2 separate regions of the Homo sapiens genome follow, and region 1 is linked to region 2. Evidence: chromatin contacts called from ENCODE Hi-C or POLR2A ChIA-PET data. All regions are on one chromosome and are shown on one strand. Each heading gives the region's core, a stretch centred on a gene start or an enhancer-like site at or near the end of the contact. The rest is flanking DNA. Distances are from core to core; before and after follow the strand shown. Region 1 overlaps LINC01331 (long intergenic non-protein coding RNA 1331). Region 2 overlaps ARHGEF28 (Rho guanine nucleotide exchange factor 28).

What was found. A loop is a pair of places that touch in the nucleus more often than their neighbours do. ChIA-PET counts read pairs that join two places held with the same protein, here RNA polymerase II (POLR2A). Pooled maps may share reads with other maps.
Region 1: a map of PC-9 shows a loop between it and region 2 (14-fold over the local background). The contact joins two enhancer-like sites. A Hi-C loop is called at or near these places in 8 of 168 maps with a recorded cell type or tissue (B cell, Calu3, GM11168 and 5 more), 21 of 37 single-sample maps with no recorded cell type and 12 of 50 pooled maps. POLR2A ChIA-PET finds 5 or more read pairs at or near these places in 1 of 52 experiments (Panc1).

Annotation. Positions count from the first base shown.
Region 1 is chr5:74,394,291-74,398,041 of GRCh38, forward strand. All of the region lies in intron 2 of LINC01331 (long intergenic non-protein coding RNA 1331), which reads right to left. Among named protein-coding and RNA genes, the nearest start is that of LINC01333, 75 kb to the left of the region's middle. Within about 2 kb of position 1,346, at least 2 of the 41 ENCODE cell types and tissues checked have a DNase peak (open chromatin) inside an H3K27ac peak, as active enhancers do; they include PC-9 and mammary epithelial cell, where a contact is called at or near this core.
Region 2 is chr5:73,899,127-73,902,477 of GRCh38, forward strand. ARHGEF28 (Rho guanine nucleotide exchange factor 28) reads left to right here. Exons shown (of 36, transcript NM_001177693.2): 31 at 2,058-2,158. Among named protein-coding and RNA genes, the nearest start is that of LINC02122, 200 kb to the right of the region's middle. Within about 2 kb of position 2,030, at least 7 of the 41 ENCODE cell types and tissues checked have a DNase peak (open chromatin) inside an H3K27ac peak, as active enhancers do; they include PC-9 and mammary epithelial cell, where a contact is called at or near this core.

The DNA.
Region 1 (3,751 bases), core at 96-2,595, 490 kb after region 2:
CACAGGTTGCCTAACTCCATAGTTCTTTCTATCACATTATACTTTCAGGGTGGGGGAATGTCTTCTGAAATATTGAGAGGCATTTAATAATAATCAACAAGTTTCTTCCAATCTTCATTCAGCCTACAACCTCACAACCCTAATGTATATCTTTCTGAAATAGGGAGTTTTTTCACAGTAAAAATGGACAGCATTCTTTTTCCTGTCATTACTCCATACCGCCTTTGCCCCACAAATTTTACAACCTGAAAAACAAAGCAAGCAAAGTCAATTATTGAGAGATCTGGTAAGCACACAGAGCGGCTCAAACTCAAGGTTTTTATTCAGCCGCACTCAAATACCTTGTCTCATGTATCCCAGAAGCAAGCCACACTAAGCAGGGGTATAAGCCAGTCAGAGGGAAACTCCCTTCTCTCTTTTGGGAAGCTCTGACAAAAGTCTCCAGGGGGCACTGCAACCAGCTGGGGGAAGTCTTAGTCTGTTTGGGCTACTGCAACAAAGTGCCATAGACTGGGTGGCTTAGAAACAACAAACATCTATTTCTCAGTTATGGAGGCTGGAAAGTCCGAGATCAAGGCTTGGGCAGATTTAGTGTCTGGTGAGGACCTGTTTGCTGGCTCATACATGACCTCTTCCAGCTGTGTCCTAATATGATGGAAGGAACAAAGACGCTCCCTTGGGCCTACTTCATAAGGCCAGGCCTTGGTGACCTAATCACCTCCCACAAGGCCCCACCTCCTCACAGGGGGTTAGGATTTCAACATGTGAATTTTGAAAGGACACAAACGTTCAGACCATAGCAGGGGAGGACACAGGTGCAACAGTCAGAGTTCCTGGGTGCTAGAGTCAGAGATCCTGAGGCTGGGTGCCTGCCAGCTGCCTCCAGGGAAAGGTCATGTGATGGGTGGTGGGACTCTAACAGACACACACCAGGAGTAAATTCCTAAACAGCAGGTGATACAGAAACTGAGGGAGATGTCTTGCAAAACGAGACCACACAGCATGCCAGCAGGTGGAGGTATAGACCCCCATGTCTCCCAGTCCCCATGAAAATATACAGCTGCTGCTGACCACAAACCCATCCCCCCAGCTGCCCGAGCTGCATACCTGCCTGCTAACTAGGTGCAAGTAACTACTGAAACCAACCTCAGCACATTCCTAAGTGTTTATAGGTCATAAAAGGTCTATTTCTCATGCTTAGTACCCTCATTAGGCCCAAGTTTTAGGCCTACCTTGGGTCCATTCCCGCAGCAATCTTGGGCAAGTCATAAGATCTTGCCCATTATCAGTTTCCTGTAATACAGTAGTTCTCAAAATGTGGTCCCCCAGCCGGCAACATCAGTACCTTATGAGAACTTCTTAGAAGTGCAAATTCTTGGACTCCACCCCAGACCTACTGAATCAGAAACTCTGGGTATGGAACAGAAGGATCTGTTTTGACAAGTCCTCCAGGTCATTCCGATGCATGTTAATGTGGGAACCACCGCTCCCTCCAATACCTCATAGAATTGTGAGAATTAAATAAGATAATACATTCTGTTCTGCTACCGTTTCCGTGTATGAATTAGCCCATCAGAGATTGATCACAGAGAAATGACATCAGTATAATGTGAAAATTGCACTGGTTTCCATAATTTCGTAGGTAATTTTTACTAACCAAGAAGTCCTGAGATAGCAGGAGTAGAACCATAACGTTCAATGGGAAGGAAAAGGCTTGAGGTTTGGCTGCTGTACCAGCAGCAGAAATCTTTTTGCTGTATTCCAGGAAATGTTTAAATGAGTACCTGCCACCAGGGCTACCTCCTCAGGTAGGTGCACCTCCAGCCTTGTGAGCTCTCAGCTTGTGGAAGGTTGTCTGGCTTCCTGTGTGCACCTTAACAACAGCCCTGTGACTCCAAGCTACATTTCCATCGCCCTGTCCCAGCCCCTGCCAGTGTCAGTCTAATTAAAATGTTACCAGCTTTTCATCTTTATTGCTTTTGTGCATTTTAATACCCGTGTGGCAGCCTCTAGCCCCTCAGCTGCTGCCAAGGTGGTCCAAATGATCTCCCCAGGTAGTAGTGATTGCTTTCCTTAATCACAGTTGCATGGGATTTGAATGGTCTGCCTTGGCCCAACTTTTCCCATAAGTCCTATTATTTTTTATGCCAAGTTTTGCAGACAGCAACATTTTCTAGAAAGTGTAATTTTAGGTTACAGCAGAAATGCCTGTATATGTAAATTACCTGGCACATAGTAAGGGCTCAGTCATTATTATTATTAGTTCATGTCTACCATACCTTGTCCTTGAAATGCTGACAAAAAAAAAAAAAAATGAGCCAAGAAAACCCTACAGTGACAATTCCAGTACAAGAGCAAAGGAACACAACTTCATATAGCAGGTTTTGATAATGAAAGGCAGAAGTTCTTATTCTCTTTTGCCAATATTTTTAATGACAGTCATTTGAAGCAATTCCTCCTGTGTTTTTTGTTTTTTCCCAGTTTGAGTAGCTTTTTTTTTTGACATGGGGATATTTTATCTACTCCTATGTACTTAAATCTTTAATGACATTCCATCTCTTTCTTTTTGACTTTAGAAAATCAGACACTTATTCTTAGAAATAGCCAGGTGGAGAGTAATTATCTTGGCCATAATTCTCTGATGTTTACAGAATATGGCACTCAGACTTGAAATCTCTGATGGCCTTTGCTGGAAGGGATTTCAGCCTCCTCGTCCGACATGAATGGGAATTGAGGTCTGGCTCAAGGTCAGACAGCAGAATAGTCTGGCCATGAAAGCCAGCCAGGTGTCCTGGCTTCTAATTCAGTATTCCAGCTCTTAATGTTTACTCTCTAGTTATGTTCTGCTTCATGAGGTCACTTCTAAATTGTTTCCTCAAACCTGGGGTCACAGACCAGTGGTCTGTAGGTCAAATTCAGCCCACAGACATGTTTTATTTGCCCGTGTCGTATATCTTAACAATTGAGAAATTTCACATTTAAAAAAATGTCTTGCTTCACTTGAAAATTCAGAACATCTGGCACCTCTGAGCCACTATTCCCACACGGCAACAATCAGCCCAGCTGAAGAGCACCTTCCCCTTTCAACCGGGATGAGCTCACTCAAAACTGCCGGGGTCCCCCCAACTCCCCATTGCTTGACGTGCATGCACACACCTTTCTGTATTAGTTTGCTAGGGCTGCTGTAGCCAAGCACCACAGATTCTGTGGCTTCAACAGCTGAAATTTATTTCCTCACAATTCTGGCGGCTAGAAGTCCAAGATCAAGGTGTCGCCAGGGTTGATTTCATTCTGAGGCCTCTCTCCTTGGCTTATAGATGGCCCTCTTCTCCCCGTGTCTTCATATGGTCTTCCCTCTGTGCGTGCCTGCATCCAAATTCCCTCTTCTTATAAGGATATCAGTTATACAGACTGGGGCCTACCCAAAGAATCTCCATTAACATAATTACCTCTTTCAAGACCCTATCTCCAAATGCAGTCATATTCTGAGGTACTAGGTTTAGGACTTTAACATGTGAATTTGGAGGAGACACACTCAGCCCATGACACAGTCATTCCTCCTTTAGATTACCTGCTTGATCCCAAAGGCATTTGAATCTGCAACTGTGACAAACAGCAAACCTTGGTTTGTTCTTGAACAACTCAAACCTTCATGTCTTCTTTCATCAATTAAACAGCTCCTCTATGAAGTACCTTAATAATGAAACCCGAAGTACACTTAGAAGAGACATAAAATTTTAAAGACAGGAAG
Region 2 (3,351 bases), core at 780-3,279:
AGTTTCTAGTTTCAGAATGCGCACGTATGTTTTTCATTTTGACACAGCCCAGATTCATCAGGGGAGTTGTACTGCCCTGGGTGATTTCCTTTTAAAAGAAGAACCTCATTATGCCATTGAGGAGTCTCTGTCTAAAAATACGTGCAGGGATCTGCTGAGGGATCTGCTGCTCTCAGCCTCGCCCCAGGGACAGCTGGAGAGGCTCCCCTCTGCAGCTGCCCGAGCCCGCGGTCGTGCCTTCCCTCCCTTCAGGCCAGGCAGTGAAGGTCTCCTTGTCTGTATCCACATCTCTCATGACTGGGGAGAGTTTCAAAGGGACACCCGTGGCATTTGCCAGAACCATTGAGAGGCTCTTTAGAGGGGTCTGATGTCGGGATTCAGGTAGAGGAAGTACCGAAGCTGGCTGGTGGGGTCCTGTACCCCAAGGCCTCTTCAGTTCTGGGTCAGACTGGAACATGGTGCTATGAGAGTTTGATTCTCTTTATAAAGTTGTTCAAGGCACAAGGCTAGTTCTAAATGAAGGTCTACAACTGTGACTGAATGGGTCGGTTCTGCAAATGACTTGGAGAACTGGGCTCTTCTTCATCAGGCTTATGTCAGCCTGAGGTTATAAGCCAAGCAGACAGCTCTATTTTCAGTCTTCAGTATACATGATGAGTATCTTCTACTTCTAGGAAAGTTCTGTTCACTGGAGACCCTCTGGCCCACCCTGAAATTGGATACAGGGACAGGGACCTGATCTGTGTTTTATTCTTCTGCCTTGTCATCAGCTTCTTTCCCATTTGATTTTCCTAATTTCTATGAGGGAGTGAGAAACAGAGTGGTGAATTCTTTAGTGATGCCTTTGGCCACTCTTTAAGAGTTAGGAATAGCACCCAATAGTAGAACCATTTTTCAAATGACAGAGAAACCTATAAAATGTCCCTCATTGTAAGTGAATAAGTGCTGATCAGCTTGAACAAAATGGACTTGTTTTTAGCTGATCTCATCTGAAGCCGTTTCCGTTTAGACAAAAACTTCTTTGTATTAGAAGAGGTCTTTGAAATCCTAGAGGACTCTCATTTTCCAAAGACATAAGTATTTTTATTAAAGAAAAAAGCATTTCCTATATTGGAAATAAAGTTTTAAAAAGACACAATAAAAATTATACAAACAAACAGTGTCATAAAGTGAATATCGATTTTGTCAGGGTCTGGATTGGACATGGTTCTAATAAAACACTGTTTTGGGCTTTGAAAATTCTAGTTTTAATCAGTGCAAGGTGGGCACAGTTTAAGTTTTAACTGAGTTCACATGGGTAAAGAAATAAAATCCTGCCAACAGAGATTTAATGGATGAAGTGAAATCTGTATTTGGTACTTAAAAATATTTCGGGACTAGTTTCTATGTTTTCATAGTTTAAATACATAGTATTTGTAAATCTAAAGCATAACAAGAAATGTGAGAAAAACAACACATTTAGAAATTGTTAAAAAATAAGTTATTCAGAGATAGGGACAGGTTCTTGGTTTGTATGACTATGAGACCGTGAAGTATTAGCCATCTCCGCCTTCCTAGAAAGATGTCTCCCTCCTGCTTCGGACTCCTCCTTCCTCCTAAACCTTGTTTATCGTCTGCTGCTCTTGCACTGGCCACAAGAGAGACTTTTTACAGACTTAAGTCTGCCAAGAGACCTTGCTTTTGTTCTACAGCACCTGTTTTAAATTTCACCCTTCCCAGGAGGCATTTTCCTATTAAGTGAGAGTGAGATGTAGATTCTACCCTCTGTAACACAAACGACACACGAACACTTCAGTGCAAGAAAGAAAAGTACAAAGATGGTGATACTTTGTGCGGTTCGTCAGTTGCTGTCTGTTAGCGTGTAAGCCCCATGTGGGCAGGGACCACATGCATTGCTCTGCGCTCATCCAAGCACCTCATCTAAGAATACTCAATATGTATTATTTTGTGGTGTTTCCTATTTTGAAATATGTGTTGGCCGTGTACAGAAGAACCCGGTGGGCTGGCCGATGTTTGACGCTGTCCTTTTTGTTTCTGTCTCGATGGCGTGCTTCCAGCATTAGTCACAGGAGGGAGAGAAGGAAGAGGCTGTTCGGATGTGGATCCCGGGATCCAGGGTGTGGTAACCGACTTGGCCGTCTCTGATGCAGGGGAGAAGGTATTGTGAACTGATTTGTTAGTAAACGGCAGCGGTTACTGTGTATAATAAAATAGCCTCAGGTTCTGGTCTGTCACGGCAGTCAGTGGGGCAAAGGTGCTTTTCTGAATTGTTCTCAATTGATTTAAATATTCATATTTAAACTTTCTAACTTATTTCTTCTTCAAATGTGCTTGCACTGCCTGTGTCATGTAGGTGTAAACAAAGCAACGATTGAAAAGTTATTAAAAAGATTAAAAACTCTCCTGTGTATATGTGTGTCTGTGCTCTCTGACTTCTGGTCTTTCTGCCCTGCAAACCTTTGCTTCTCACCCACTATGTCTGGCAGCTCTGGCACCCGGGGGCCCTTTTGCAACCAGATGGCGCCAAAGTAATTGAAACACCTTTTACTTTGGAATATTCTTGCTTCTTTCACCTTCCTTGACCCTCCTCTCCTTGCAGAGTTGATTTCCTGTCACCACCCACATTTCACCTACTTTTTTTGTGGTTAATTTTTAATTAATCTGACCAGTTTTTGCTTGGGGCACAGCGATTCCCAAAGGGAATCCTCTTTTTTGACTTACTGCTATAGACATAGATATTAACTCTCTCTTTAAGAATTAAATACATAAAACTTCCTATTAATGTCTACTGAAAGTGAGATGTCAGAAATAGGGAAGGAATAAAATATGATTCTGGGAGGTGGCTAGTTGGCCTCTTCCTGCTTGTCAGGGCTCCAGAGTTTAGCTTTATCTAAAATTGAATTAGGTACATTAATAGGTGCCAATATGTGTCAATGTGAAAAAATGGCAAATGTCAGATCTTCTCACATATACAACATATTTTACATATTATATACTTTTTGTGTATATTACATAAGACTGAGAAATCAAGTCAAGGACTTTTAAAATCCAGAGAAAAGACAGCTGTGACTGAGTGTTCTTTTTTAAACTTCAGAGGCCAAAATGAGCATAGGAATGTAATATTTTACTCCTTCTGATTGTAAGCTTTCTAATGTATTGCTTCTTAAAATGTTCCTGCTTTTCATCACTTTTAAGTGTGAAGTTTGTGGTGTCCAACTGTGTTAATAGAAAAGAGAGAGTGAATTGGACAGTAATAATTTAATCTTGAACGCAAAGTTGGGTGGCTCCTACCCCTAAAGTCTCCCTCTTCCACTCCAATTCAGCTACAGGTAGATAATTGAGGTTAAGTGT